2 separate regions of the Homo sapiens genome follow, and region 2 is linked to region 1. The links are chromatin loops, found by intact Hi-C in ENCODE. Cell type or tissue: CD4-positive, alpha-beta T cell. All regions are shown on one strand. Links, peaks and the distances in the headings refer to the core of each region. The heading gives the core; the rest is flanking DNA. Region 1 overlaps ICOS (inducible T cell costimulator). Region 2 has its middle 78 kb from the start of ICOS.

What was found. A loop is a pair of places that touch in the nucleus more often than their neighbours do. Peaks named below come from ENCODE experiments on the same cell type or tissue, not always from the same donor. Only the 100,000 strongest peaks of a DNase experiment are listed, where the experiment ranks them.
Region 2: it touches region 1 in a loop (7-fold over the local background); 5 of 110 quality-filtered maps call a loop at or near these places.

The regions. Positions count from the first base shown.
Region 1 is chr2:203,942,822-203,959,723 of GRCh38, reverse strand. It overlaps ICOS (inducible T cell costimulator), which reads right to left. Exons shown (of 5, transcript NM_012092.4): 2 at 3,753-4,088; 3 at 2,959-3,065; 4 at 1,841-1,925; 5 at 1-138. The coding sequence ends at 125. Among named protein-coding and RNA genes, the nearest start is that of ICOS, 15 kb to the right of the region's middle. RefSeq lists an enhancer at 15,202-16,401. In CD4-positive, alpha-beta T cell, for the core only: no CTCF peak of the experiment used is centred there; DNase peaks (open chromatin) are centred at 8,003, 8,663 and 10,333; H3K4me3 peaks cover 1,056 bases; H3K27ac peaks cover 2,672 bases.
Region 2 is chr2:204,006,102-204,023,003 of GRCh38, reverse strand. No RefSeq gene overlaps it. Among named protein-coding and RNA genes, the nearest start is that of ICOS, 78 kb to the right of the region's middle. In CD4-positive, alpha-beta T cell, for the core only: no CTCF peak of the experiment used is centred there; a DNase peak (open chromatin) is centred at 7,343.

The DNA.
Region 1 (16,902 bases), core at 4,318-12,317:
ACACCAGCAGAAGATGTATGTAGTTAAGTCAGACTCTCCGTGGTCCCGGAAATAAGAGAATCTTGCACTTCAAGTTGAGGAAAACTGGCCAACGTGCTTCATGCCTGGGTGCCAGAGTTCCATATTATAGGGTCACATCTGTAACAAAAATTCAGCATAAATTATCTAAATGCTCTCCATGTGCCAGTTCCCTACAAGAAGCTTTCCCCTCTCCATTGCCTTTCATACACACAAACACACACGTGCACACACACACACACACACACACTCACACACACACCATGCAAACTCATCTTTATGCTTCAACACCCAGCACCAGTTCCCCATTTCCAGAGAAGTTTAGCTCTCGACTCCTATAACAGACATTATCTAAACTCATCACTTTGAAACTGTCCACCTCTGATTGCAGCTGCTGCTGGGGCAGAAAGCGCTGCATGGGCTGACTGTTCTAGCACAACAGCCCCACTGCATTTCACTGCTTTTCTGCCTCCAGACTTTCTCTGAAGACTCATCCCAAGTAGGCTCATCCCAAGTAGAGGCACAGCTCAGAGATGAGGGAAAGCTAATGCCCTCCGCAGGCAACCCCAAATCAGTGAGGATGGAGCCAGTGGTTGCCATCCTTCAAGAGAATGATTCTGGGAGGCATCTGTACACTTCTCAGAGGTCCAATGAAGTCAGGCCTCTGTGGCCTGGAGCTGAGACCTTGATAATAATGCGCCCTTCATTTGCTTCTCCTTGTTGGCTGTCTCACTCTCCCTGCCCCCTCACCCCTTCTTCCTGGGATCACCTCCCAAATAAACTACTTGCACCCAAGTCCTTATGTCAGGTTCTGCTTGTGGGGATCCAAACAGCCAGAACACATTAAGCAAAGAGATTGAGAGATCATATATTTTTTAAACAGCAAAGTAATGAAACATAAGCTCTTTGCAAGTGTCAAAGCTAGGTATTAACTGTCTAGGGAACCAAAAGAGTCACTGAACACTTTGAGCATCAATTTCTGTCATCTAAAACATGAAATGTGAACTCAAGGATCCTTTTTAGCTCCCATCCCATGCTATAATTCCATGACAACGCAAGCTATGTGTGTCCCCTTTAGATAATCTGTAGCCACTGAGGGGTGGAAAAATGCAGTGGCTTCTGTCTCATTACACATCGCACATCATTCGAACCTCAAGGGCATAAGACATGAATTTTCCACAATGGAAGCTTCAAACTTTCTGGGTGCTCCTCAAACTTGGCAACTTTCAGTTTTCTGACTCTTAACAGAAAAGGTCAAATTTCCATGTTACTGAGACTTCTAAAGCCATCCAAGTTCTCTAAACTTGCACACTCTTTACCTCAAAATAACCAGATATCTTCATCAATTTCTCCTTCTTCCCTCTAGCAGTACCAGCACAGATCTCTCTTCCTAATCTCAGTCCAAAATTAGCATATATCTGTCCAAATTCCCCAGAGTGCCTCACTCAGTAACTCACACTTAACTGATGCTCAATAAACGCTCATTGAATGACTGAATGAACCCTTCAACAAAAAACACTTAGAATCATCCCAACTTTTGAAACATCAATGGGAAAATTGCCTTGATACTATGGTGGTTTATGAGCTGTTTGTGTGTTTAGTTTCAATAGTGGCTTACAAACCTATTGCTTGTTTGTTTTCAATATACTGCAGAAAATATAAATCTAGTTAAAAGTGAGAAATCCAGATTTTCACAGAAAATTCTAGAATTAGGCCTTGGAGATGTTTTCCTTTCCTTTAAAATTAAAAAAAAAAAAATTAACATTCCAGGCTTACTGTGAAGAAACCTCTTCCCTTCCCAAACCCCCAAATGGAGTCATACCTGTGAGTCTAGATTTTTTGGCTGTGTTCACTGCTCTCATGAACATGTATTCACCGTTAGGGTCGTGCACACTGGATGAATACTTCTGAAAGAAAAAGCCAGAAACATGCTTGGTCATCTTTTCTTCTCCATCTCTTTGTTTTTTGACTGTTTTCTATTCTTTGTTGAAGTGGTATGTGACAAAAACATGATAATGTGACTTAGGTTCCTGGCTTTAGGCTAAGTAGAAAAACAATATGAAAAGGGCTTTACATAAAAAGAGCTTTCTACTGAACTTTCTTCCTCGTTTTTGCCTTTATTGTTTCTTTCCCAGCAGACTTAGACCATGGGCGCTATCTCATTCTCTTCCTTCTTTATGTCTCTTTCCAAATTCCACTCTCCCACAGATATACACTGGCCAATGACCACACTGTGGATATACTTGAGTACTAGCATACTCGCGTAATATGCAGAGTGGTGTCAGTTCTTTGATTGAGAACCTGTAATGCAAGAGACCAAAAAGAATATCCCCCAGCACAGGGAGATTTTTGTTGTTGTCATTGTTGTTTATCTTTCTAAATAGCTCCTCAGTGGTTTTCTTTAAAAGCAAGGAGTCTAATAACCTACCATGTAAAAAAGTTGTCAATTTCCTTCTCAGCTACAATTGACACCTTAGAAGGCTTTCTTGCTGACTGTTTTTAACTTACCAGCTAAGCAAAACTTATAACTAATTGTTTCATCTCTGCCCTGCCTCTCAGGAACCTTGGATTCAAATTCGCAGCCCATGCATAATAATTTTTTAAAAATCAGAGTCATCTATTTTGATGTTTTAACCTTCCTCCTGACCTTTAGTCTTCTCTTGACCTCAATTTCCTCATCTAGTTTGAACAATAATAATAATAATGTAACTCTCTGTAAGCCATCAAGTCAAGTCCTCTTTGGAATGTGTGGGCTATAAAACAAATACATAAATTTCTGTTCCAAGTGATTAGTTTAATTAGTAGGTATGTCTTGGGGGGAAGGAATTGTCTCCCTGTTGGTCAAATTACTCTGACAAGAGCCATGTGTACTTTTGATGAGGAAATAATCACTGATGTGCATCTGTAAAGCAGATACAAGGAAAGATAGAAATCGCTTACCTTTTTTGTAAGCCAACAAATAAGTATGCATCCCAAAATGCAGACTACAACAAAGGCTGCACATCCTATGGGTAACCAGAACTTCAGCTGGCAACAAAGTTGTGATTCTGGATTGGAAAAAAAGGTATGTTAATGAAAAATTCTGCTGAACCACAAGTTCTCTTACCAAATTTAAAAGAGCTATTTAATCAAATGAAGCTTTTCTTTATTATAGTCATGAAATCCAGTAAGTGGGCAAGTTATTAGACTAACATCATCTCAGTATTATGGCAAGGATCCAGGAACTAAAACTTAAAAGATTATGCATATAATGTATTTACAAATGTGGTTAATAGAAAGGGCTTTTCTGCCTATATTTTTATAAAAGAGGTAATAGTAAAAGTAATGTTATAAAACTATGATTTTCAATCATCATACTTCATTCCACAAACACAGTGCAAAACCAAACCTTAAATCTTAGGTGAATAGAGATAATACCCATTATTAAGCCATAAGTTTAAGTATTTGTCTTAATGTTTTTCCTGATTTTTAATAGCATATGTGTTTAAAAGGCAATATGATCTATTTCTGACTTAGCAGTCTATGGGATTACATTGCATATTGCTGAATAATACTAATTATGATTAATAGTAAATCATCACCTGTATATCTTCATTATAAATGATTACCATCAACTGCATCTAAGTGAACTCCAACACAAAAGATATTTATTTGTCTAATTGATTTTATTAGTGAGAAAAGTTGTCAAAACATATATATACTCTTAAGTTTGGAAGATGAAAGCAATGTCTTACCATAAATATGCAAATATCCTCCTGTAAGAGTTACTTTAAAAGGAGGAGGATCAAAAATTGATAGGTTGCAGAAGTAATAGTTGGCATGAGAATGGTCCAAGTTGTATAGAAAAAAAGAGACACTGTTGTTGGATAACTGAGAATGGCAGAATTTCAGACTCTTAATGGACACTGTGTTTCCACTTCCTTTTGTCTTAGTGAGATCGCAGAGTATTTGCCCCCCTTTCAGCAACTGCATTTTAAATTGCTGGACAATGTCAGGATATTTGCATAAAATTTGTACACCTCCGTTGTGAAATATAAACATCTCATAATTGGCAGAACCATTGATTTCTCCTGCATAAAAAGAAAGAAAACAAAGCAAAAGTGACATTTTATAATGTTGCCCTAATAATTATATTTTAACATAAAAGCAATTTATTCAATGCATAAAGTCATCTCTGTTGCACCAAAATGAAACAGCTTCACATTCTCCCTCCACCCCTCAAGGAAGAACATAAGATAAAACTATGTCCTAGAGAAAAAAAAATCCTAACCAGAAACTTGCTTGTCATATGTGAATATAGAATATACTAAATATTAAATAATATATTTACATAGTGTGTATGAATCAAACTGGTATGGCCTCTGTCCTTTGGTAGCTTTCATATTGGAGGCAGATGGTAAAGGAATAAATATGTAGTAATGCAACATAATTTGTGATAGGAATGGAGTACTATTTAAATGAAGGTGGTAGAGTCAGGTGGGTTATAATTTTGATTATAGAATCAGAAAATGCCGCCTTGAGGAAGTGAGTTTTAAAATTGGAATTAAAGGATTAGTAGCACTTAGCTAAACAGAGAGATATGGGAAAAGTTGAAGTTTAGGAAAAACTTCATTTATTAGTAGGTATATCTTGGGGAGAAGGAATTGTCTACCTGTTGATCAAACTACTCTGACAAGAACCATGTGTACTTCTGATGAGTAAATAATCACTGATGTACATCAGTAAAGCAGATAAAAGGAAAGATAGAAATTGCTCACTTTGTAAAAGTACGAAGTAGTTTAAAAATGAATAATTGTATATATATTTTATATATGTATGTATATTACATATTATATATTAAAATATATGTATTATATGTATATGTATATTACAATATATAGAGACTATGTGTGTGTATATATACAAATAATTGTATACATATACATACATATATACACACATACATTATGTCCTCCTGCTAAAGAGTAAAAGAACAGACTAATCATTTTCAAATGACAGAAATGTATTTTCTCCAAACCTCATCCACTGAGAACTGAATCAAGGCCTGATAATAAAGATAAAGCCCCAGATTTTTGTTTACTTTTTCTCTCTCTTTCTTTTCTTTTCTTTTCTTTTCAGAGAAAAGGGTTTACTCTGTTCCCCAGGCTACAGTGCAGTGGCATGATCCTAGCTCGTTGTAGCCTCCACTTCCTTGACTCAAGGGTCCCTCCTGCCTCAGCCTCCCAAGAAGCTGGGAATACAGGCACACACCACCATATCTGGCTAACTTTGAAAAAGAAATTTTGTAGAGACAGGTCTTGCTATGTTGCCCAGGCTGGTCTTGAACTCCTGGCCTCAAGCAATCCTCCTGCCTCAGCCTCTTAAAGTGCTAGGATTACAGACGTGAACCACCATGCCCAGCCCCACTTTTTCATTTTCTGAAATAAATTTATGCTTATAGGAAGCCAAGGTTGTTTTTGCAAGCTACATGGGAATCACAGAAGGAAAAAACTGAAATCACCTTGGCCTGGTGGTTGCAGATTCTGAGTTATTAGACTATAAATTCAAACTGCTCATTGCCTTCTCTTTCTTTTTGTTTTATTTTCCTTTTTAATATGACAAATTTTCATGCTGAAATTGTTTGGGAAAATTATTAGTATGCTGGTTTTTTCCTAAGTTTTGAAATCTTGGTCTTTGTTTTTGAGAAAACTATGTAAGTGTAAAAAAATTTTAAGGAAAAAAATTACCTAGTTCTACAGTGAAATAGAAATACTATTTGTATATTTTTGCTCTTTATCTTGCAAAAACATACTTATTATTTATAGCAAACATGTTATTTTGTGTTCTGCTATTGTTATTTTATGTCATAAACATTTCATTTTTAGTCATCATAATTATCCTTTTTAATGACTATATTATTGGCCAAAATGTTAATCTATCATAATTTGTTAAAACTAAAATACTAACGTTGGATATTGGGATTATTTTCAGCATTTTGCTTTTATGTAAATATTATGACATTTGGTCAAAATGTTTAAAAGTTATAATACTATGTATTGCCATTTTGCTTTCTGAAATTTGTAACAGGATTAGCATTATGCAGGAGGGGCTATTTGTCACACCTCTACTTACACTAGTTGCCTTAATTTTATTTAAGATACACAATTACTTATTTTCTTAATGACCCTGGGCTTCAATTTATATTTTCCCTATATATCTTCAATTTGGGTGATTTGATTGTGAAAATAAGCACAAGTGTTCTAGTCTTCAGTTATAGCAGTCCCTATTATTCAAACTAATTCTCACGCCAAAACAACCAAAAATGTTGAACAAATGTCCAAAAATATTATTAAAAGCATTAAAGAATGACACAAAGGAGGAGAAATTACCAGGCTAAATTTGAAGAGAGAACCAGAACCCCGAGAGACAGGCAAAGCTTGGAAGCTGCTTTTACTCGGAAAGCATTGCTGTTCTTTCAAATTCAAACTTTTGTTTTTATGTCTCAACTCCCAGAATCTGCAGAGTGAGTGATCTAGCAGAAAACCCTCTCCCCAATAAATTGGGACCCCAAAGAGTTACATTCTTGGAGCACAGGTAAAGAAATAAACCAGACCTCATTCAGATTAGATGGTCCAGAAAAATCTTCTGGACTTCAATGGTTAGAAAACCTCAATCCTTGAATTTTCTTTAAGGAGATTTGCATTATTATTACCCTTCAGCTTTTGAAAGTAAAAATGCAAACTATTACAAGAAGAAAAGGTTTACATCCTAGGCCTCAAAAAATTTCATACAAATAATATTCACATTCAATGGCAAACACATCACAAAAATAATGAGACATACAAGAAAACAAGGGAACAACAGAAACAACAAACTACAAAAACAAACTCATGATTTATATACCTGAATTATCAGGTCCCCAAAATAAAGTAATTAAGCTTATTATGTTTAAGCAAATAAGAGAAAAACTTGTAATAATATCTGTAGTACACAGGAAAATTTAAGTCAACTAATTTGAAAAAGAACCTACAAGAATCGGCCAAAAAAATGCACTGAGATTTAAAACTCAATAGATAAGTTTAATATATATTAGACAGAGTTAAAGAGAAAATTGGTGAACCAGCAGATAGGTTGGAAAAATTAGTTAGAACCCAGTCACACTCCACAGATTCAAGAATCCCAACAATTCACAAGCATATTTTTTAAAAGTATGCACACCTAGATGTATCTTAGTGAAAATCCTAAAAGCAGCCAGAGAAAAGAGACTGATTACCTTCCAAGGAGCAACTATTAGACTGTTTCAACATCAACAATAAAAGCCCTGATACAGTGGAATTATAACATATACCTCCAATGTGCTAAAAGAAACATCTGTCAATATAGAGCACATTGTCTAGAAAGATAGTGAAGGTATATGTAATTTGAAACTTTTCTAAGTGAAGTATACATGTTTTGATTTCTTCCATAATTACTAAAAAATAGAAATAGTTAATATAATCTGAATTAGTATCACAAAATTCAGCCTAATGGTTTTGTCTAAAGAGGGAGAAAGAGTTGGAATCAGAAGGAAATAGGGGTGCTGACAGTCTTGTATTTCTTGACCTGTGGTGATTATGAGGGTAAGATAGTATGCTTTAGCATTATTCATTAAATTATACATTTTTTTCACTTTTCTATATGTATGTTTTGTTTTATAATAACAAGTATGTTTAAAAGCATACAGAAGGAAAATAATACTTGCTTCGTTTTAAAAACTGGAAGGAACAATATTATCCAGAGGCAAAGAAAAAAAAACTGTTGGCATGAGAACAGGTGCAGTCTACATTAGATTAAAACGTAGGGTATTTTGCTTGGGGCTTTATTTGTCTGACAGTAAAATATGTTGCCCCACTGTTGCTTTGATGCGTATGTCTCTACCGTCTGCTGCAGAAGATAAAATCAGTGGACGGGTTCTCAGTTCCTTTAGAAATGTTCACAAAAAATTTCCCAGAGACTTTAGAATGGCAGCAAGTAAACCACAATGATCTTGGAGCCAAAGCGTCTGTGGTCACCATGTATACACAGACATAGACGCATTGTCTTCTACTTCCGAAGATGATTTTCTCAGCAGATTTTTCCCCCATTGTGCCCGCACTGTGGCAAACACAAGAGGACATGAATGGTTGGCGGTGCAGTGTGGTGGAAGTGCATTGCAGTGGATCCCAAGGAAACCAGAGGCAAATTCTGGCTCTGCCACTAGCAAGGCTCTGTGGCTAGGGTACCCCTGTGGAATTCAGCCTCCTCATCCGTGAAATGAAGAAGTGAAACAAAAACATCTTAATGTTATTTCTAACACCTGCTTTCTCTGGATTCAGCATCAGAATATATCCAGATAAGACTGCAAACAACTGAGAGAGCTAATTCTTTGCTGTTGGGTAAGTCTTCCAAAGGGAAAACAATGTTCCTGTTAACCACTTTCTGTCTCAATATCATAATGGGCTATTCCAGAAAGTCAGAATAAATTAAAATAAAGGAGACTGTCTTTCTTGCCCACAAAAGTATTTAGGTAGGACCAGGAATGCCGTGCCTCAATTTTTCTTGAATGGCATGTTGAGAGTGTGTGCCACTGACATCAGCTGAAGATTTCAGAGTGTCATTTCTATTGGACACTCTTTTTTTTTTTTTTGAGATGGAGTCTTGTTCTGTCACCAGCAGGCTAGAGTGCAGTGGTGCAATCTCAGCTCACTGCAACCTCTGCCTCCTAGGTTCAAGCGATTCTGCTGCCTCAGCTTCCCAAGTAGCTGGGACTACAGTCACATGCCACCATGCTCAGCTAATTTTTGTATTTTTAGTAGAGACAGGGTTTCACCGTGTTGGCCAGGATGGTCTCCATCTCTTTACCTCACGATCCGCCCACCTTGGCCTCCCAAAGTGCTGGGATTATAAGCGTGAGCCACCGCACCTGGCCTGGACGCTCTTAATTACTCATTTTTTTATCTTTAACTTAAAAACTACCTGGATCGCCTATTTATTATGAAATGTAGTGATCAGAAGGCTGACTTAGGTTTCCACATATCCAGTGTTTAAACTTTCCATCTGGAAAACCGCTTGACAGCTCTAAGTCTGCAGTTCGAATGTTTTTAACTATAGCATTTAATTAATTATTTCATAACTATTTTGGCAGATATAGAACAGATATGCTTGCTATAGCTTGAATGTTTGTCCCCCTCTGACTGACACTCATATTGAAAATTAATCCCCAGTGTAATAGAATTGGGAGGTGGGGCCTTTAAGAGATGATTGGCAGAACCCCCATGAATAGCTTAATCCAATTCATGGGTTAATGGGTTAACAGATTAATAGGTTATCACAGGAGTGGGTTAATTATCATGAGAGTTAGTATGTTATAAACAGCCAGATTGGCTGTCTCTCAAGAACCTCCTCATCATGTAATCCTCTGTACTGCCTTGGGCCTCTGATGAGTGTCCCCACCAGAAAGAAGGCCCTCACCAGATTTCGCCCCTAGGCCTCAGCCTAGACCTAGGCCCCTAGACCCCTAGACTTAGGCCCCAGCCTCCAGAACTGTAAGAAATACATTTCTTTTCTTTATAAATTACCCAGTCTCCGGTATTCAGTGATAGCAACAGAAAATGGACTAAGACAATGCTCAAATGACAAATTACAAATTCTTCTTAGCCTTTGGTAACATTTGAAAATAGTATTAAAGGAGACTGCCCCTTATAACCATGACTAAAGCATTTAATGGATAGACAATTTAAGGAAGATCTGAATACGTTAGTTTCTTATAACTGCAAAAGCATCTAGGATCTTTTCTCCATCCTTCTTGGATGTTCTTATCTCCAAGTCTAATACTCAGCCTGGAATGCTGGTATGATAGATAGCACCACTTTTATAGATAGTGTCTGCTCTGATTGGTAAGGTGTCAAATCTATTTGGTCAATTCTGTTGCCATACCAGTAGTTAAAAATTGTCAGTGTTCCCCTTACCAATCTCTCTCTTCTTGTTCTTTCTTCCTTTTTCTCATGTTTGCCTTTTCTTCCCATACCACCTTTAATATAAAATCTTCTCCAAAACATCCTCTCTCATACTATCTTTGATATGCTCCTCATGCTTCCTAACATACCATTTCCATTGCTAATAAATTTCATCAACACTTCATGTTTCAGGCATCCTATAAATACCCTCAGCTTTACACTTTTTGTTTCCTGTAACATGATTCAACCTCTTCTCAGCATCATACACAGTCAGATCTGGTGACCTCTTTTGTGTACATACAGACAACTGAAGGCCCAGACAGATTAAATTATTTGCCCGAGGTCACACAGCTTCCTGGGTGCATGAAAGATTTTTGGTTCAATCCACAGTCAAAGTGTCACTAGCAACAATCAACAGAAGTATAATAGAAGCAGGCAACCACAGGAAGCTAGACAGTGGTCACTAACAACTGAGTGTTACAGGACCAGTGCTAAAAATCTGTGAGCAGGAAGAACGCCTAATTTCCAGCACCTCTGTTTTATGTCCAACAGAATCTATCCACTTCTCCTCCATCTCAGCTTCAACTGGTCCAAACCATTGTCATCTCTCTCTGGGACTACAAGAGCTTCTGCTTTTACTCCTGCCCATTTACAATCCATTCTCCACAGAGAAACCAGAATGACCTTCTTACATGCATAATCCAATAGAGTCATTGTTCTGCTTATAAAACCTCCAGGTGCTTCTCATTCCACTTACAGTAAAATCTAAGTTCTTACCCTGGTTTCCCATGACTTGCATGACCTCTCCTACCTCTCCCCATTTTATACCAGTCACACACTACACCACAGTCACACTGCCCTTCTTTCTGTTCCTCAAACACACAAAGCAGGTTCCCAGGGCTTTTAATTTCTCATTTCTCCACCTAGAACATTCTCTCTGATTTTCACATGGCTGCTTCTTTGTCATCGTTCAAGAGTAATGACACTTCTTCAGTGACCACTGGCCACCCAATCTAAAGAATATATCCAGGTCATTATCTAGTACATTAACTGACATAAAGCATTTATCACTGTCTGAAATTATCTGGTTTATCTGATTGTTTTCTTCTTTATTGTCTGGCTACTCCACTCTAAGCTTTAAAACCAGGGACCTTGTTGGTCTTATTCACAAATCCATCCCAAGTATCTACAATAATACCTGGTGTGTTGTAAGCTGCAATCAGTATTTATTGGATGGATGAAAGCATGGTTGGATGGGCGAACAAATGAATATATAGACGGTGACATTTTAAATCTGAGGAGATGAAGCACAGGATTTATAATATAAGAGCCAAAAGGGCTTCTAGAAATGACAAGTTAAACCTTTCATTTTGCATTTTCCATTTGCATTTATCAAATTAAACTAGAGCCAGAAAAGGTGACTATCTTGCCCAGGATTACATAGCTCATAGCTGGGGCATGATCCCAGAGTTAGCTATGCCATATTATTGCTTTTCTTCTGGAAACAAGTGTATGAAGATACACAATCATGCATACAAGACACTACCCCAACTGAGATGTCATGTTCTAATGGAAATTATCTGTCTGAGCTTTAAAGAAAAACTTTCTTTACCTTCAAATATCCACTGGGTTCATAAATACTTATTTAGACAGTTGATAATTCTCTTGGCTCTTATATGTCTGTGGAGGGCAGGACAACTTTGTTCCATCCAAGTGAGCAACAAACCTGGTTGCTCACTTGGATGTCCCAAAGCGCAGCCATTACATTTGCCCAATATATGACCAGGACAAGAACCCCTGGACCAATGGTTGTTCTAATATACCAAGATGTTTTATAAACACAGCATGTTAGTGGTTTGTGATATAAACATCATCTTATATCTTTTAGCACTTAATATGTTACTAAAATCACAAAAAGGAATATGTGGTCTTGGATCCTGGTGATGAGTCTTAAAATCTGAATATTAAACATGAGGTTTTGTTTTGCTACCATATCTGTTTACTTTTTATTGGAAACCCTAGATTATAATCAGTCTGGAGAACAGGTACTATATTTTCTTCATCACATAGAATACTGTGTCTAACAGGGCATATTCTTCCCAGTAGAGGCTCAAGACTGTTAACTGCTGCTAACAATAATTTTTATAGGCCGGGCGCAGTGACTCGCCCTGTAATCCCAGCACTTTGGGAGGCCGAGGCAGGAGGATCACGAGGTCAAGAGATTGAGACCATCCTGGCCAACATGGTGAAACTCCGTCTCTACTAATAATATAAAAATTAGCTGGGCGTGGTGGTGTGTGCCTGTAATCCCAGCTACTCAGGAGGCTGAGGCAGGAGAATCGCTTGAACCAGGGAGTCAGAGGTTGCAGTGAGCCGAGATTGCACCACTGCACTCCAGCCTGGCAACAGAGCAAGACTCCGTCTCAAAAAATAATAATAATAATAATTTTTATAATATTACTGTTGATATCAATAGACTAATGTTTTCAAGAGTAAAATAAAAATCTTTATATTAAGTGATCTCTTTAGGTTTTCAAAATTTATAAAGCACAAGAACATTTTCTTCTTCTTTTGGGGGACTATTAAGAAAATTTCTGAAGAAAAGGTCATTCACCTGAGAATTGCACTATAGTGCAGATGAGTTCATTTGCAAGTTGATGCTTTTAATATCTGGACTACTTCATTTCACCAGTATAAGATGCTCATGCCCAGACCCATCCTGCTGGGACTCTTTGCAAGCAGTTGTATTGTTCCTGGTTGAAAATCCTCTGGAGGAAACATTTAAAGAACCCACTCAGTGCAGAGCGTGCAAGATATCAGAAATGTAATTTTATTTTCTTTAACTCAGACTTCTAACCACAAACCTCCACAAAGGTCTCAGAGTGATGGAAAGATAAGATGTCCTGAGTTTGTAATCATTGATAGTGCTTATTAAACACATTTTCTGTAATCAAACAATGATAAGTGTTAGCTTAGCACAGCACATGAATGTGACACAAGAGGCAAAAGTCTAAAAATTGCAATGTTTATATTAGGTTTTAGTTATATTTGATGTTTTACTAAGAAATTCTGGCATTAAAAAAAAAAGTACTTCCTACCACTTTTCTCACCTTTCATAAAAGCAATGTCATGTCTTATGAGTCTACCAGCTAAAACCTTTAGATCCCTGGTTAGTAGATTTTTATATATGCATCATTTCTAAACTTACATTGCTATTCAAAGGCACCCATAATCTAAAGAAGTAATTGAGGCAAGGAAGGGAGGGAGGATAGACAAGATAAACCCAATCTAACCTAAATGCCTAACATTTGGAGAAAAAAAAAAGAAAGCAAAAAAAAAAAAATGGGAAGAAGAAAAGTGAGGAGAAAAAGCCAAAAGAGTGCTCATGAACACACACACAATGTGTGCATTGTTTTACTCTCCAAGGAACTCCATAGGGGGTACAAAACAACCCTTTGGTTCTCTAAGTGTGTATAATAAGAAAAATGAAAGATTGATTTTCTCCTAGTTAAAACTGATTTCTTCATGAAAAATGAAAAAATCCCAGTGGTATTATAAAACTTTGTATCAATATTCACAAAGCAATTAATTTACAAACAAGTTATTTTGTTAGTTACTTCATTGCCTTTGATTTGAAACTATTGTACTAGGGAAATCATATGAGATTAAATGAACCCAACTCTCTTCCACAGAGTGGGAGGGAGAGAGGATTTTATCCACACCTCTGAATACCCACATTGCTTGCCATTGCTCAGCTACTGTGCAAAACTCCTTGGGCACATGGACAGGGTGTTCACTGCCTGAACTCATTTGCACCTATGGCTCCAGCTCTCATGTCTACCCCCAGGAGCCCACATTTTCTCTCCAGCCCAAACTTCTAGTTCCTTGTTTCCAAATTCCTTTCAACATCACTATCTGGTTTTACCCTAACACATCATGTATAGCCTTTCCAAACTGAGCTCAGTACAGTCATGCGCTGCATAAATGACATGTTGGTCAACGATGGACTGTATATATGGTGGCGGTCCCATAAGATTATAATACAGAAATTTTTAATGTCCCTTTTATGTGTTTAGTTACACAAATATTTACCATTGTGCTACCATGGCCTGCAGTATTCAGTACAGTAACATGCTGTACAGGTTTGTAGCCTAGAAGCAATAGGCTACTCCACATAGCCTAGGTAGTGCAGTAGGCTCTGCCATCTAGTAGACATCATTGCGTCAGTACGCTCGATGATGTTCACACAACAAAATCACTAAGGACACATTTCTCAGAATGTATTCCCATCGTCAAGTGGCACGTGACTGTATTCATTCACCAAATCCAAACCCTGTCTTTTCAGGGAGTCACTAGTCTGACCCTAGGAACCTCAGAGTCTTCCTCATTTCTTCCTCTCTCTGATTTTCATCATCCAATTGGTCACCAAGTCCAGTTGACTCCAGCTCATGAATATCTCTTAAATTCAATTCTTTTTCTCCATTCCCATTGCCAATCCACACCTTTTTCATGTCTTCCCTTATCTGTGGAAGCATCCTCTTGACTGGCCTTCTCAATACTGATCTCTCTCCTCCCCATCCCTCCTCCATGCTGCTCCCAAAATTATGTTTCAGAAAAGCATTTCACTCCCCAGTTTAAAAGTCTCTATTAGTGTTCTATTGCTTATAAGGTGTTTTAAAATATATATATCTGGCTTGACACAAAATGCTTTCACAATCTCATAGGCCATCTATTGAAGCCACACTGAACTTTTTGGCCATTTCTTTCACACTTCTGTTCTTTACTACTAGAATATGCTTCACATTTCATTATTTCTGTTACCATGAACTAAAATATTTGATTACCCCTTAATCTGAGAAGAAATTCTCATTCACTCTTCAAGAACCATTTTAAATGTCAACTTCTCTCTTGAGATATTTATTTCCAAGACCACCAGACAAAGACTCTTATTTCTATGCTCCCAATAATACTTTGTTTAGGCCAGTATATTTTAGCACATAGCATCTTGGATCATAATTATTTTTGTCTGTCTTCCTCATTTAACCATGAGCTCCACAAAGATAAGGACTGCATTACAGTTGCCTAAAAAATCCCAGGACCTTGAACATAGTGGAAGCTCAATCATATTAAATAAAAGAATTAATATTAACAGAAGAATATAAAGGCTAAGCATGTTTGGTAAATATCTTTGTAATGGGCCAAGAAGAGGAGTGGGAAAAGGAGAGCAAAGATCCTATTTACTGAAGATTGGGAGATACTTATTTCCCAGTCAAAAAGAAAAGACTCACGGGAAAGGGAGACCCTCCTCTCCCAAACACACACTCTGACCGGAGAAGCTGAGCGTCTGTTTGTGGAGAAGTTTCCGACTTTATCTGGAGGTGAGTCAAGTTAGAGAGCCAAACGGAGCAAAATACAGGGGTAGAGGAAGCTGCAGAAAGGCTCTGGGAGCTCAATGGGTCCCCAAGCAGCCCATTCTTGCCAGGCACCACAGGGATCCATCTGGAGGGTGGCCAGAGGAGCAGGGTATAAAACTCCACAGGGAGAAGGAATTCTCTAGCTGAACTTTGTAACTATTTGAACAGGGCAAGAAGTCTCCTGGCCTGAACTGGGGGGAGGCCGTGAATCCAGCATGCAGATTTCACATGCAGGGGAAAAACTAAAGCCCTTTTCTTTCACAGCTGGGAGGCAGAAAGCCTCAGGCAAGTTTTCAAGCCAGTCTTGCCCTTTGCCTGGAAACAGACTTGGGGCGGTTAGAGGAGGCATGATTAGAGTGAGACCAGCCCTTCCGTTTGCATGGGATCTGGATGAGACCTGTGACTGCCGGTTTTCCCCCACTTCCCTGACAACCTGCATGACTCAGCAGAGGCAGCCATAATCCTCCTAGGTACACAACTCCAGTGACCTGGGAATCTCACCCACATCCCCCACAGCAGCCACAGCAAGACCTGCCCAAGGAGAGTCTGAGCTCAGACATGCCTAGCCCTGCCCTTCCCTACCCACCCTGGTTAGCAGAACACAAAGGGCATATAATCCTGGGAGTTCTAGGGCCCCACCCACCACCAGACCCTCTCTATACTATTACAGCTGATGCTTTCTGGAAAGCGCCACCTCCTGGCAGGAGGCCAACCAGCACAAAAATAGAGCATTAAACCACCAAAGCTAAAGGCCCTCATGGAGTCCATTGCACCCTTCGCCACCTCCACCAGAACAGCACTGGTATCCATGGCTGAGAGACCCATAGATGGTTCACATCACAGGAATCTGTGCAGACAACCCCCAATACCAGCCCAGAGCCGGGTAGATTTGCTGGGTGGCTAGACCCAGAAGAGAGACAACAATCACTGCAGTTTGGCTCACTGGAAGCCACATACATAGGAAAAGGGGAAAGTATGATATCAAGGGAACACTCCATGGGACAAAAAAAAAATCTGAAGAACAGCCTTCAGCCCTAGACCTCCCCTCTGACAGCACCTACCCAAATGAGAAGGAACCAGAAAACCAACTCTGGTAATATGACAAAACAAGGCTCTTCAACACCCCCAAAAAATCACACTAGTTCACCAGCAATGGATCCAAACCAAGAAGAAATTCTTCATCTACCTGAAAAAGAATTCAGGAGGTTAGTTATTAAGCTAATCGGGGAGGGACCAGAGAAAGGTGAAGCCCAATGCAAGGAAATGCAAAAAATGATACAAGAAGTGAAGGCAGAAATATTCAAGGAAATAGATAGCTTAAAGAAAAAACAATAAAAATTTCAGGAAACTTTGGACACAATTTTAGAAAGGTGAAATGCTCTGGAAAGTCTCAGCAATAGAATTGAACAACTAGAAGAAAGAAATTCAGAGCTTGAAGACAAGGTCTTCGAATTAACCCAGTCCAACAAAAACAAAGAAAAAAGAATAAGATAATTTGACACCAGGGTACACACACT
Region 2 (16,902 bases), core at 3,925-11,924, 64 kb before region 1:
ATTTGTCTCAAAATTCTGAACCTCCTGCTCACTGTCATACAAAAAGAATTTACTTATCAGCTCAGGACCTGAAAGGAGTCTCTTATTTTTTGACCAAAAATTCCCCCAAAACATCCCTCCTAGAGCGATTGCAAGGATTCAATGAGACAGCGGTTGTAGTGTGCTCAGCCCAGGGCCTGTGAAGTGATTGTAGTCAGTAGATACTCATCACTAACGACTAAGCTTGCCCCTGATACAAGGTACTCAACACGGGGAGGTTTAATGTCTTGTGAGTGAGAGGTTGGCGAGGGGATGGTGGTGGGGGAAACCCAGCAGATGCCTGCAGAGACAAGATGTGTGTCCCTTTAAGTCTGGGCAAGGTCAGACAAGAGGACTAGAATGCTTCCCACAGTTATCACCAATCAAGTCCACCTTCATTGTGGTAGGGCCTGTCTCAACATGGGCTCAGGGGTTCTGCTACTGAGAATTCTTGGAGAAATCTTTGGCATTTTCTACCACATGTTCTATATGCTTGTCTTTATAGCATCTAACTTTTGGCTCTCTTCCTCACAGAGCCAGAAAGAGTGCCGCTTTAAAGGTGAAGAATTGAGCATGTTAGCTGCTGTGTGCCATTGATTATTTTATTGATGCAATTTGTGGTTCTTAAAGAAGAGACTTTCCATGAATAAGATATTTTCCCCTTACTTAAGTAACATGACTTTTTCCCAGAAACCCACCCAAATCTGCCTTAAATCTCATGGAGGTTAAGAATGAATGGACTTAGGTACAACACAAAGCTTATTTCCCTCATATTGTTATTTGTTAATATATCTATTGGGCTTATTGCTTGAAAGGTTAAGAAAAAGACCTGATTTTATTGATAACAAGAAGCATTCAATATTTCTATGCCTGACCCCTCACATCTCAGGATGTATGACTCCACTGCACATCAGACTCTTCCTTAGGGTCAAAATAACAATATTTTAGATCAATAGAGACCATGAAAAGGCTCCTGGAGGATAGTTTTGCTGTGTGTCAGTGATACTTGAGGCAAGTAGTCAAGAAGAGCAGGACAACCACCTTCCAGAATATCCCAAGTCTAAGTGCCCCAGCTGTTTCTCATAAAACCCGCAAAAGCAACAGGGTTTTTCTCTTGCCTCAAGTGGCTCATTGGCTTACATAGGCATCCTTGAGATTTAAGGTATAAACAAGAGCAACTGTAATTTTAACTTATACAATATGTGTGTAAATAAAGATATGACAGTGGGTTAGCGATTTTAAAGAGAGAGAGAGAGAATCTAGTGTTATTCTTTAATCATCTCTCTGCTTCTAATGTGTTAATATCAAGATCCAATATCTCAATCCCACCCTGTAGAGTTTTCCTTGTTACTTTGGAGTTCCTGTAATGTGAACTCTTCATCACTAAAAATCAGTGATTACATGTATTCCATTCTCTGGAAATGTTTTCTGAGATAAGCGTTGTTTTTCTTAATGCTGGATAGCCAGAAAATAAAATTGGCTAACCAGAATAATTTAGATACCATCAACCGCTGAGAATAACCAAGGCTATCAAATTACGTTGTAATGTTTTTAAGCTGAGTTCCAAATAGACTGTTCAGTCTGCAGTCACAGACTCCAAAATATGAACTGAATATGAAAACATTTTAACTTTCATGTTTTAATGATAAGAATGTTGTTGGCATTAATATTTGAACATTTCAGCCTACCTAGTTCTGAAAGCTATGTCATGGCAGGCTCAGAATCCACTGGCAGACTATAAATAAAATCTTTCTATAAATATATTTTATGCCAAACTACCAGCAGAATACATTTTTCATCTTCTAAACAGATGGTATAAGAGAAAAATCATGCATGTATATGATTAATCAACGTGCTTTTGCTGATAGAATTTTCATTACCATTATCAGCATGAGTTTTGTGAAATTTCTGCATTTTATATTTTCTTTTGAGAATTAGTGTATTTAAAGAAGTGATTAATATAAATGAAGACAGAGAGATGATAAGACTTTATATGTTTGGTTTCCTTTAGGTCCAATGGGCCTGAGATTTTTTTTTTTTTTTTTTTTTTTTTTTTTTTTTTTTTTACAAAAAGATAGCTAGGCAGTTTGTTTCAGGCCTATGGTTGAACCACATGCTAAGCCCCTCACCTTCCTTCTACCCCAGTCCCTACTCCTCGCTGTCACTGGTCACTTGTCAGAACTCTTACTCTGCTAAGAAGTTAGCCTTTATCAAAGTCCTTACTCACTTGATGCTAATGACCAGTATACTGAAAGCCAAGAAGAGAACTTACTGGGCAAATGCCATGATAGCACCATATTATTAAAAAAAAAAAAATAGCACCATATTATAAAGTAGCACCCAAGTGTGGATATGGTATAGTCACAAAAGGGTAGGGGCTCCTCTGGATTCCAATGACTCGGATTCAAACCCAGCCCATCACAGTAGCCAAGAATCCTGGCTTTTTTACCCCTATATCCATTCTCTCATTTTAACTTTAGAGAACACCTCAAACTTTTATCCAGGCATATTGCCATGTAGAATAAAAGACTATTTCCTATCCACCCTAGTGGCTAGGTGAGGCCATAGGAGTAGGTTGTGGCATAGGACTAAATTTTGTCCAGTGAGATATAAATAAGATAGATGGCTTATTTTTTGTCCTTCTCCCTTTTGTTCTGCTTCTAAATTGCAATGTGGATGTGACGGCTGGAGTTCCAGCAGCCATTTTGAGCCATGAGGTGACCAGGATACTAGAAATGGTGTGCTAGGATGGTGTGCAGAAATTTAGAACAGAGTCTCTGAAGTCACTGAGGGGCTACAACATCAATGCCATCCTACCTCCTGGTAGGCTTCATTTATGTGAGAAAGAAATAAAGAGCTATATTATTTAACACACTGCCTATCAACTTTAGCAAGTTACTTAATTTCTCAATACGTTAGTTACTACACCTATAAAATGAGGATAATGATACTGCCTAACTCGGAGGGTTGTCATGGGTCTTAAATGAGATGATACATGCAAAGTACTTATAGGAGAAACCTGTACATAGTAAGTGCACAAGCTGTTGCTCCTACCATAGATGCCTGACCCTTGAGTCTGTAACAGTTTCAACAGTTGAAAAGTAACCTGGGAAGTTCCTTAGCAAGTTATTACTTTGAAACATTCTGAAGTGGGAATCTGAATCATGCCCTCTGAGAGAGAATGAGTCATTTCGCTAGTCCTGGAGGCTAGCATCTGCCTATCTGCACTGCTTTGTTGCCCGCTGCTCATGTGGCAACTCACTCAAGGTATGACTACAACGTTGTTTCTTCATGTAAACAGCCCTGAAAAAAAGCCAAATGCCAGTGCTAGTGACAGTAATAAAGAAAATACTTTAGAAGCCTAACAAGGGAATAAAGTGATCATTCCTAGTTAGAATATTGACATTGTGGCAATGGATCTGAACCAGGACATGAACATAACCACCACAGGCTTCATGCCAAGGAAGCTAGAGATTACAGAGGTCATTTCAAATATGAGCATTTTAAAATGTCTCTCAACATTGACGAATGTTACCAACCTGCTGTGACATATGATCCACAAGGAAAAGCCACAGGTAATAAAGAGATAAAGTGAAAGAATTAAAGAAAAGAGAACCTACAGAATTATGACACTGGGCATATCATGTTTGCTTCAAAAGAGCTCCCATAGGAAAAAGAAAACTATTTTTATTTTATCCACACCCACCTACCACCCCCACCCCAAAAGACTTGATACTTTTTCTAATAAAAGGCACAGAATTACCAAAGCATAGAACCATGGAGACACAGGGCATCGAATGATGAAATGGTGTAGCCGAGAAGGAAGACTAATTATCATCGGACAGCCTGGTTCCTGGTCTAGGAATGTCAGGGATGTCACTTCCTACGATTTCACTTAGGTCAGAGGTAACGCTTGGAGAATGCACACTTACAGCAGAAAGAGGAATGCCTGCTGTGCTGAATCTTTCCATTTGCCCCTCCAGATGCTGCTGCACCCTTCCCACCCTGCTCCTCGTCACAGAGGCAGACTTGCTGGCCTGCATCCACAGGCTCCCCTGCCCGCTGGCTTGTGGTTGGGTTCAGTCAGTGATGAGCCCTGGCAGGAGACCAGAGGCAGAAAAGAGATGGAGATCTCAGTATTTATTCTCTGGTTCCTTCCCTGTGTGGTTGACTTGAATTGGAATTACCTTATATCCCTAGATAGAAGCTTACCGCATGTCTCAGAGCAGCCTACTCTATATGACTCTCTCTTTACAAGTTCTCTCGTCTTCTCCCTTCCCTTTGAGTCTAAAATAAAGATGTCATATTTAGCAAATACAAATATAAGATGGCCAGGGAAATTTGAATTCTAGATAAACAATGAACTTTTAAAAATAAGGATGTCCCATGCAATAATTAAGTCATATTTATGCTAAGAGATTATTCATTGTTTATCTGAAATTCAAATTTAATGGGGCATCCTGTATTGATATGACAACTCTAACCTAAAGGGACCGTCAGCTGCTAACCTGGGCTCCTGCTGTACTCTTATGGTTCCCCTGCACACTGCCTACATCTTTGGAATAGGTCCCTTTGTCTATAAGCCATCCTCAAATTATCCTGATTTGAGTATGCCATCTGTTTCCCCCTCAGGATCCTAATACAGTCATCACACCCTTTAGTTTATTCCCGTCAAGGTTATTTCCTCTCAACCACATTTCATATGTTATTTCTTTCTGAAGATTTTCCACAAGGGTCCTATGGTAGACAACTCAATGATACTGAAAGGAGATTCTTACTTTCCAGAAAACAGATGATACAGAGATGGAAAAGTTGGCATCTTAACACGAGACTCAAAGGGTCCAATTTGGATCCTTGTATCAATGTACCTTATCATGGGTTTCCCTGAAATTAGAGCCTGAGACAAAGGTTTGCTTGAGTGTAGTTAATTTCTGAATGTGACCTTAGGGAGCAGGACTGCAAGGCAAGGATAGTGGAAATGGGAAGGAGGGAAAGCCAGTATAAGGAGTTGATATGAAGACTATTGATTGACTGTAGGCAACTGGTGTTTGAGCCCACCAAGACCTTCTGAAGATCCTTGCAAATATGGCTCAGACCATCTATCCAGAGGATCAAAGAGGGAGGCATTTACCAATGGCTTCTGTTCCCCAGTAGTCAAGAATGGTCCCAAGCACTCCCTGAATTTCCAGGTTAAACATACAGGAGTTCCAGGCCAGTTTCTGGGATTTCCATGCTGCAACATCAGAGAAGACTCAAGGCAAAAAAGCGAGAAATATTTGGCACAGGCCTAAAGTGAGTTACTGTCTAGCTGCAACTGCCTGAAGATGGTCAAATCCTCTACAGCACTGGTTGGAGCCAAGAGGAATTTGAGGGAGTGACCAAGATGTCTCCTATGTCCAGTGGGAGGCCAGTCTATTTCTGTACAGTATTAAGCTACATGCTTTCCTAGAGAAGTGCCAAGACATGAATGAAGATGATGTTGATGCTATTGAGAAAAACATGTCCTTTTTAAGATGGAATCTCTGGAGGAGTTGTCTCAGTTGGCAGCAACTGCAAGTCAAGCTTGTTCTCAAGCACTGAATGTGAAGATGGATGCTTGGGTAGAGCTTAAGTAGTTGAAAGGAGAAGAACTGAGCTCCTCCTTGAAAGCACCACATGTATTTGTTAATAGTTATCATAGGCCATGCCTGTAGCAGCCCAGGGAAAGTCCTTGATAGAGTTTGGATATTTGTCGCTTCCAAATCTCATATCAAAATTTGATTCCCAATGTTATAGATAGGACCTGATGGGAAGTGTTTGGGCCACGGGGACAGGTTCCTCATGAATGTCTTGGTGCCATCCTCGGAATAGTGAGTGAGTTCTTACTCTTAATTCCCATGACAACTGGCTGTTAAGAAGAGCCTGGCACCTTCCTCCCTCTCTCTCTTCCTTCCTCTCTTGCCGTGTGATGCTTGCTTTCCTTTACCTTCTGCCATGAGTAGAAGCTCCCTGAAGCCCTCATCTAAAGCAGAACTATAAGCCAAACAAATTCCTTTTCTTTATAAATATCCAGCCTCATGTATTCCTTTATAAGAATGCAAAATGCACTAAGACAGTCCCCAAGTGGACATGCGTGGGATTCCTCAACTCTCTAATGCAGGTGTAGTTAAGTGGCATTTACCCCAGTCCTGGTACAACAAAAATCCAAGGCCTAGAATCTATATTAATCCTGAGCAGCAGAATTGTTGCTTTGTATGGTAGGTTAAGTTGCTTCTGGGTAAAATGATGGCCATGGGTATAAAAGGTGGAGTCCATGCTTCTCTGGCCCGGTGGGCATCTCACTTCATCCACACAGCCAAAGACCACCAACCACAGCTGTATTTCCATGATAAGTGCGGGCAGAATGGGGAATTGTGGCCAACCACCCAAGTCTTTCCCTTGTTTAGGTAAAAACACTTATGAAAAAGAAGTTCTTGAACTCAATCCAAGCCATCATTCTTACTCATCCTTGAACCCAAATCACACTGCATATTACTAACTAGGGTGGCAAACAACTAAGTAGGTAGACAGAAGGCTCCATGGTTAGGTATAGGTAAAATTATAGAGCAATACCAACAATATATAATTTTATTTATAAATCACAGTTTTAACTCACAAGCCTGTCCAGTGGCTTGCAGTAGGGAACAAATGAGTTCTCGTCTGATTCATGTTTCAGTTTGGGATTGAAGGAGTGACAGAAGATAACTCTCACATCCTAGCTTAGGATAAAACTGCTCCTCACATATGAGCCAGACCCAGGCTTCTAATCATATACTCTGTAAACTGTGTGCTCATTCAGATTACTATCATCATGGGTATATTTCAGCTTTTTACCTTGTGGTGAATAAAGAGACTTGAGCAATATTTTCAGTACTTTTTATTCTCCATGCGAAATGTACTAATGTGAAATACAGCCACAATGATTTGAAACTGTTCCTGATAGTTTAGCGACTAAGTTTTGAAAATGCTTACAATTAACCATTTAAATTAAAGAAGGAGATATGGAGATTTAAGGGTTAAAATATAAAATAATGGTTTTCCTCCACTTTTTTTTTTTGTATTTTTCTAATATTCAGAAAAATTGGAAAATGTGTTAGCCATCAACCCATGTGACGGTAGAATGATGCTCAAATCACACGCATTGAGTTTCATTTCAACCACGATAGCTGACAGACAAGACTACAATGATTGAAACTGAATTTCATCTACAGAAAATTGCAATTTGATCTTGCCTTCCCGTTACACCAATACGTCACCAATAGATTGCCTCTTCCCCTAAAACTCCACATCCTGTAACGTGTTTGAAAACGTCATGATGGGGGCACTGCAGAGTCTAAGGGCTGAATACACCCTTGAGTGTAATGGGAAGTTCATATCATTTCAAGACATCTCAGGCATTATACTTCCTCCAAATGCTCTCAGGTCATATAGACCTTGCTGAGCAATCACAAAGTTAAAATATTCAAATTGTTTGGTCTCTTTGTAATCTGTGCTGCTATATTTCTTTCCAAGCCTAGAGCTTTACAATAACAAAAATGGCAGAGAAATTTACCCATTGAAGACTGTGGCAAACCGGGAGTGAGAGGAATGATTTGTGGGTAAAATTACTATCACACAGAATTGGAGCTGTGGTGAAAGATGTTTTGACTCATTAACAAGTGATGTAACTTGACAAGTGTTGAAGGAAATTTAAGAGATTGATAGTGCCCTGGTTTATAGCCAGTGCAGACAGAGTGTTGAACTGAGAAACAACACTTGACTTCCTTGACCTAAGTGTCTGGCTCCCAGGGACCCCACGAATCATTAGCATAAGGTGTGAAGATTGTGGCCATGTGCCTTTTCTTCCTGCTGTGTGGCAACCATGGAAGGGGATAAGGGTTGGAGGACCAAGAAGGAACTGACAAACAGAAATTCACCTTGTGACATGATGTCAGCCTCAGCTTCAACATGTAAAGCTCAACACTATTGTTTATGTGACAAGAAAAAACTGAGCAAACTGAAAATTGATTACTTTTCTTCGACCTTCCAGGGAACTGAAGTTGCAGAACAAACTGCCACCAAGAAATCTGGACAGTCAGGGCATCCAGAGAGACATAACCAAGATCTGCTTCTCTGGAACAGAAGCTGCTGAAGCCCTGAATTGGTAGGAACACTTAAATGGTCATTTTGATGGATTCTGGAGGCTGAGTGTGGAGTAATAGGGAGTGAGAAACCCCTGGGGGGTGGGGTCACAGTCTTAGACATGGCCCCCACACCTTCATGGGCTTTCTTTCTAAGAATCCCACAGGTTCTCAAGATGAAGATCTGAGAAAGATGACCTCTAGGCTCTGGGGCGGAGAAGATTCATGTGGTGAAACACTCCAGAGCCTTCTCCATAATAAAAGCCTACTATCTAAGGAAAAAAGACTTTGCCAGCGCCTTATCCCAGCTAGGGGAAGGTCATTACTCCCATCCCAGCCTTCCCTAGCCTTCCTGTCTCACCTAAGAAAAAGACACAATCAACAGCCAGAGCTTCAAGAAAATAGATTGGAAAGGACTGGTCTGGAGGGAGCGAAAGATACATCTATGGGGAAACACTGGGGAGGGTCACAGTTCCAAGACTCAGATGGGCTAAAAGGCTGAGATTCAATTGGAAGATTATAGAACACTCCCTCTTCCCTAAAACTTGCCACCACACTGGCACTACAACAGTGGATTATAGCTGAAAGCTTACATCCTGTTACAGCAGCAGATACTGGTCAAACATCTCTGTCCAGTCTTAGAGTAGGTTAACAATTGTTCTAGTTGGTTAATAAAATACCATAATTCCATGGGACCTACCCACTGTGTGTCTCTGAAAGGAGACCCGACACACAGAATATATAATGGCAATAAGCTATGATAAGCCAAGAGAGAAAACGGATCCATGCCTGGCAAGCTTGCCCATTTCTAATGTCCTGTAAGTGGGCTTGGGGTTCCCTAGTACAAAGAGTTTCAGGCACAAAGTTGTTGGCTGTACTATGGTAGTAACAGCTTCTTGTAGTATTAGTGGATTTGCTTAGATGAGTCTCTGAAGAGTCTTCTTCTCCTACTTGCCTAAGTTCATCCTGAGTCTCAGGAGGTGCCTGTAAGATGAACCAATCTTCTGGCCATATACATGATTCAATTGATGGTCTAGATTGCTGACCTCCCTAGTTCAAAAAGGTTCATCATGGAAGGTTCTAGAGTCCTTAGTAGAGTTTCATTAGCAAGATGATATCGATTCAGTACAAGTTATTTGCGTATATGCATTACTCAGGTAGAGCAGCTATCTGACCCAATAATCTAAGTGTGGTAGTAAGTGGTAACCTTCATACTACTTGGCATAACAAAAGTACTATTAAGATCCCTCATATAATCTTCAGAAGGGGCTTCCTGGATTTATATACACAATGGCCAATTCGGTTAGTCAGGATACTCAGTTTCAAGCAGCAGAAACTCAAACTAGCTTAAACGAATAGAAAATGTATTGGCTTATGTAACTAAGAAGTTGGGGATATAGCATTTTTCAGAAATGACTGGGACTTAAATGCAGTCATTAAGTCTAGGTCTGTCTCTCTCTCTTGGGATTTCTTTTCTTCTCTTTTTCTCCCTCCCTCTCTCACCTCTGCTTCTCTTTCTTTCTTTCTATAAACGTTTCTCTCAATTTGGTGGGGAAAGTGACCACTGTAACCCCAGTCCTAGAACATTCTGATACTAAAATTCCAGAAGAAAGAGTAACTTTATTTCTCCAAGAGCCCATATAATAATCTGAGAGAAGGACTCTTGGTTGACTGCTTGATCATGTACCCACTCCTTGGACCAATGATTATTTCTAAAAGGAAGGCTACAATGCCTGCCCATCCCTGTGGCCAGAGAGTACTTTGGCCAAGAGCTCCATTAACACTACTTGGAATGAGAAGGGACAATTTCCCCCCAGGAAAATGAGAGGAGTTATTGCTAGAAAAAGGGTGAAGACATCCCAGGATGGCAAAAACAGATGCCCACTATATTCCACCCCTTGCTCTCCCAGCATGCACATTTAATCTTTACCCAATACAGATAATTTCAAAGGTGCCCTCACCTGAGGATTTGATCACCTTCTCCCTAAAGAGACACAACCCAAAATCACATCCCAGTTTGGCATATCTGGATCATGTACCTTGCCCTGACTACATCCAGATAGTTTCTCACAACAGTAGAACCTAGGGCTCAATGACAAAGTTAACTACCCTCAACATACCCAGTATAAAATAGCAGAGGAAGACAGAATAACAATGGAGACTGCCATTTGGTGAGTAGAGAAGAGGAAAGAATATAAATACCACATGCCGTATCCTGCTGGACGTGTGTCATAAGAATGCATGCCCCTAGGGCTGCAACGGGAGCCAATTCCATCCCTAGTCCTGCTTACAAGGAGGCTCTCCCTTGGCCATTTAACTCTAAGGCTGCCCTTGAGATGTGTATAGAGGGATATGCTAGGGTCTCTTTAGTAGCCTAATACTGAAGGCATGGTTATGGAGGCCTGGGAATTGCCCTAGGGGTTGAGCAATCCCAGGTCACTTTCTAGACATGAGATTTCTCAGATAGCATAACCTTTTAAAACCCCAGTAAGTTGTTAATTGAATCAATTCTAGGAAAACTCTATTAGCTTGGAACCAATGCCAGCAATCTTGGCCAGTCACAATTTGTAAATCTGAATCCTGTCTTTCAAGTTTCTGTCTCTTAGCAACGAATCTTGGTTCTCTGCCCATGCTCCTAGCTCTCTGTTTTATGTGTCAGTCTTGGTCACTGCTTTAGGACTATATGAAACAATAAATTGGAGTGGTGAGGCAGAGCTAATCTGTCCTTGGCTGGCCAGGCTGTATCCCATTGGATGAGGTCTTTGTATAGGGGTAATTATGACCTTTATTTAGCAGGAGTGACACAGCGCAGGAAGTATTTGGGAGGAGTTTCTGTATTCTCTGACCTTTCTCTGGTTTCAATATAATCTCCTGTCTTTCTCTGCATTGAATTAAAAATTAGACAGATATTTTGACATTTGCAATTCCACAAATACATGATTCTCTTGCCCTTAGTGGTCTTGGCTTTCTGGCAATCAACAGATGTCTGCTATTCTTTCTCTGCTTTTAACCCACCAACCTGTCCCTTTTTTCAGAGCAATAGTGAATACTGCGAAAAGAGGCAACACTCTTTATTATTCTGATATTTTTCTAGCAAATCCTCTGAAACTCCAGACTTGGTAGGCTCATAGTCTGAGTCCTAAAATCCCAGAGGTGATAATGAGTTAGCTACTGAGCTAGGGCATGGTAAATATTTGATCTTCCCAGCCTGGGATGGTGGATGACTCTCAGTTTTCTACTTCGTCTCAACACAGGTAGTTCCACAGTGTAAGGTCTGTCACTGGCAATGCCAGTTTCTGTGTTGGCCAAACTACTTTTGTTTGCAAGTGACAGAAATCTAACATAGTTTAAACAAAAAAGAGAATTTACTAGCTCACATAATGTGGGTAGATGAAATCTGCAGTAAAATGAGGTTCTCAGGTCTCCACCTCTCAGTTCTGCTTCTTTCTGAGTGTTGGTCTCTTCTGGCAGATGGTCTCCTGTTTGATGGAGAGAAACCCCTTGGCAACCCCAAGCCCACAGCGTCCAGGTGCAGACATCTGACAGAATGAGAAGTGTATTTGTAATAGCATTCAGTTACCAGTCCCAGGAAAGGTCTTTGGCTGGCCCTGATTGGTCATGTACCCAGCTTACAAACTCATCCCCATTTCCATGGCAGTGGATTACAATAAAGTGGCAGGGCTGAGTCATATAGCCTTCCCACGGCTGCATATTGTGTGAAAGGACAGGGATTATGACTGACAGCCCCTGCAGCCACATGGGATGGGGGGAAGTTCTCAAAAGGAGAGTGGAAAATAAGAAGCAAGGAGATACAAGGAAGATGAAAATGACACTGATTCCACTTCCATCAGGCTGAGACTCACTGTATTACTGAGAATCTGACGCTTAGGCTCCACAAAATATATCCACTCATTTAAAAAATCCACCAAAAGGAAAAATGACTGTGTTACTCGCAAAGATAACTGATGCAAATATTTACATGTGAAGTCTGCAGGAAGAAACACCTTAAGCCACAGGACCAGGCCATGAGAGCATATAGACAGTACTGTCACCACCATCTGTTACACATCTCAGGGGTGGCTTTGTCTGTGAGTGCTGTGTTAGCTAAACACAGGAACTACATGTCAATCCTTATATTTCCTGGGTCACTTCTGGAGTGATCTTGGAAATGTGATGTCCAAGACCTGATGTTTTGTGGTGTCTGAGATGCCACAGTTAATGAGGCAAAACATCTTTCAACAGTCTCTACCAGGTTAGTGGTTCTTTGAGCAGGATCATAGTGAGCAGAATATCACACCGGAGAAAGTGTAACCAGAAGGATGCATTTTCACACAGCATATTACTCTGTTTTCACATTGCTACAAAGAACTACAAGAGACCGGGTAGTTTATGAAGAAAAGAGGTTTAATTGACTCACAGTTCCACAGGCTTGACAGGAAGCATGACTGAGAGGCCTTAGGAAACTTACAATCAGGACTTCTGGCAAACGGGAAGCAAGCACCTTTTTCACATTGTGGCAGGAGAGAGACAGAGAAAGGGCAGAAGTTCCACACACTTTAAAACCATCAGATCTCATGAGTACTCACTCACTATCATGAGAAGAGCATGGGTGAAATCCGCCTCCATGATCCAATCACCTCCCACCAGGTCCCTCCCCCAACACTGGGAATTGCAATTCAACATGAGATTTGGGTGGGAACACACAGCCAAACCATATCATATAGCAAAGTGCATCCAATGATCATGGTGGGGCATGTGGTACTGCCAGATCCTATGAGGAGTTGGGAGGTGATAAGAGATATGTCAGGATGAATGATTCAGAACTAAGAACATAAATGACATGAGGCAAGAGACCTGCTTTTGTGTGGTTCCTGGAAACTCCTGGGGAAGGTAGGCTTGAAGCTGAAAGGAATAGAAGGCAAGACAATAGACTATATATTGAATTATTGTCTAAGTGCTCAGTTGTTTTACTTTAAGATTTTTTACACATATTTTATTGATTATGATTCTGAAATGAAGAAAAGCTATCTTGCATAATGATTCAGGGTATTTTATCTCAAGGCTATCATATTGCTTACTTTTATATAATTGATGTTCTAAACATCATAGAATTGTTTTTAAAGCACAGGGAGTTCTACAGAGCATTTAGTCCAGTGGTTCTCACACCTTTTTTTTTAATCAATAAAACTTTTTTCCCTTCAAATAAAATATTACAAGAAATTCCAATATATAAGATGGTGTCATTCATTCAACAAATATCTATGCTCCAGACACTAGGCTAAGCATTGAAAAGAGGGCAGGAATCAAACAAACTACACCAGAACTCCTCTCTCATCGAAGCTCGAATGGAGCCTGGAGGGTCCCAGGAGTCACCTGTCACCTCTTGCATGAGCCTGTGGGGTCCCCTGAGACCCTGGCATGAGTTCAAAGACTGGTCTAGGCTCACTCCCTTATTCAGCAGGAGGGCATTCTGAGATTAGAGAGTAAACGATTCATGCCATGTTTCACAACCTAACTATCAAAAATCTTAATTGCATCTGTTACTTTCTTCTGTTGCTTCAAACACAAAGAACAGCAGAAGTTGCCCACCTTCTGCTTTAAAATAGAACAAAAAATCTATTCCTCCTACATTTTCCTTTAAAATTATTTTGCTTCAAATAGAAGAACACAGTGCTTTTTCTCATTCTTGGTACTCTCTTGATACTATCCTTTGATTTCTTGAAGGAAATCTATGTGGGAGGATGAGGGTAAAGTTAAGTTGACAAAATTAAGAAAGCAAATAATGGTCTCCATGATGTAGCAAAAGCCTTAGGATGGAGGAGTAGGAGAAGGAGATCCAGAAATGTGATTTTAATAAAATTATTAGGAAAGAAATCCTGAAAGTTGAAGGTCAAGAGAAGGAGAAAAAGCCACTCACTGAGGATGCTCCTTGGATGACCGGAGTGTCAAGGATGGAAGAAGAGCACTATTAGTGACAGATAAGTTGTAGAGGACATGGGATGATGAAAAGAAATAAGTAGAAGAAAGAAAAGCCCATGGGGACACATTTTCTTCATGACATTTTCTTGTTTTGCACCTTTGTGATCAAAGAAGCACTTAGATACAACTGTTGATCAAACTGCAGGCTAATTTGTGACACTGAAATGGAATATAATGTCATTCGAAATACACTGAGAACCTACCCTGGGGCAGGTACTATGGTACACACTGAGGAGCTAAAGGACTAAGTTACAGCCCTGCCTCCCAGGAGCTCTCTAGCGGGAGAAAGAGAAAGACCCAAAAGCAAACAAATACTGCATTGATTTATTGATTTATTCATCCCACTGTGTGCTCAGTACCCGCTCGGAGCCAAGCATTGGGCTGGGGAAAAAGAAATACAGGCCAGCAACAACAGGAACGTTTCCTCAACTCTTGGCATATACAACACATGGAGAAGGCGGCCAATCAAATAATTGCACAAACAATAAAACTGCCTCTGCTACAGGACTATGAAGATGAGGCCCAGGGAACTATGAGAGCCTAAAATGGGAGATTTGATCTAGTTACAGAATTCAGGGAAGGCGCTCCCTGGCCAAGATCTGAAAGAAAACTAGAGATTAACAAGGCAAGAAGAGAACGAGCCTTTTAGGCAGAAGAAAGCTCTGTCAAGGTCAGAAGAGGTCTAGGGCAAGACTGGTGAGGTGGGGTGACACCTACGTAGGAACCAGAAGACCACATCAAGGTTTTGTCTTTATTTGAAGAGTATTGAGGAACCATAAATCCTTTATAAAAGTTCTATGTAAGAAACACTATGAGCATAGAAAATATGGAGTCGATTCTTCCCAAAGGTTGGGGAAGTCTGAAAATGCTACTGAGAGGAAGAGACATTTGGGCTGGCCCTGTCAGATAACTTCATATTTTTTCAGGTGGCAAAATTGGGTAAAGCCATTCCAGGCAATTCCAATGATGTGAGAAAATGAACTGGGAAAAGGGAACTTGGCCATGACCAGGAAACATGAGTAGGATGTATGATATTCTGGCTGGGTTGGCAAGTGCTGGTGAGGTCTTGGGGGTTGCTGAAGGAGAAGGAGTTAAAAATGGTGTCAGTAAACCAAACTTGGGTAGTTGAGGCATATGTCATAAATACAGAGGAGAGAAAGAGGAACAGGTATGAAGGGAAAGACAAAGCCAGTTGGCCAGAGAGACGATAAACTTGGAGACTTGGTTTTCTTTTAGTACCTGTCAAGAATTGCCTTCTCTTTCTCCCCTAGGTAGCCAGGTAGACAAAATTCCCTCTACCATCAGAATTGGAGTCTTGCACTCTGAGAGTCTGGTTCTGGCCCTTAGGCAATGGGTCCTCACAATGCCAAGTTCCCAGCAAGCTGCATTCTCACTTCTTCCCCTGTAACTATCCTCTCAGACCCTTTGCCTCCAACTCAATATTTGGTTGCCCAGATTCTTTGTTTAGGGTTCTCGAACCTATGCCATACAGACTCTGCCTTCTTACTTTCATTTCCAAGTTTCCCCTTCTGGGTTTTCAAGCCTCCAGCCTGACTTTCCAAGTCCCTTGACTGTCATTTCCTCACTGCCAAATCTGACTTCTTCAGGTTCTTTAGACTCTTGGGACCTATGAGTGCCGCATGGACACTTTTGTTGCTCTTTCCATTATTTCTCCAGCCAATTTCCCAATTTGGTTCTTCCTAGTCAACTTATTCCCTTTTGCCACCAAGAATCCTGCCATATGGTGGCATGCTCAAACCCACCATAATAAGATAAGAGCCACAGTAGGTTTTTATGACTTTCCAGGTGATACGGTTTTGCTGTGTCCCCACCCAAATCTACTCTTGAACTGTAGCTCCCACAATCCCCACGTGTTGTGAGAGGGACCTGGTGAGAAATAATTGAATCATGGGGGGCAGTTTCCCCCATACTGTTCTCATGGTAGTGAATAAGTCTCACATGATCTGACGGTTTTATAAAGGGTTTCCCTTTTTGCTTGGCTCTCATTCTCTCTTGACTGCCGCCACGTAAGATGTGCCTTTTGCCTTCCACCATGATTGTGAGGCCTCCCCAGCCACGTGGAACTGTGAGTCCATTAAACCTCTTTTTCTTTAAAAATTACCCAGTCTTGGGTATGTCTTTATTAGCAGCATGAAAATGACTAATACTCCAAGGATCCCATTACTACCCCATCCTGTACTGTATTAGCCCATTCACCTCTGCCTTTTGGACAGTCTGAGGGAATGCAGGCCCTGAAACATTTCAAACATAAACCACTGCCATGTGCCAATCTCCCCAGCATCCAGTTAATAATGAAATCAAACAAACAGAAAGCTGATGCTGGTCTACATTTCTCCACATCAGCTTCATGATTCTGGGAAATAACGTTAACCTGAATACTTTCTTTTTCAAGTAAAATGGGGCCTTGTCAGGGTTTCATGAAATAACGTAGGTAACATGCTTAGCTCAATGGCTAAGTGACACAGCAAGTGCTCATTGAGGGTTTGCTATTATTAAATACTTTGACAATGAAAAAATATATATATTTATGTTACTTTTATTTCATATTTTCCTGGGATTAAGCTATATGACAACTGGTGAATAAACCATACAAGAAATAAATGATTTAGATCAGGAGTTGGCAAACTTTTTCTATAAAGAGCTAGAGAGTAAGCTTTTAGGCTTTGCAGGCAATATCATCTGTGTCACAGCTACTCGATGCTGCCTTTGTACAGCAAAATTAGCCACAGGAAACAGTAAGCAAATG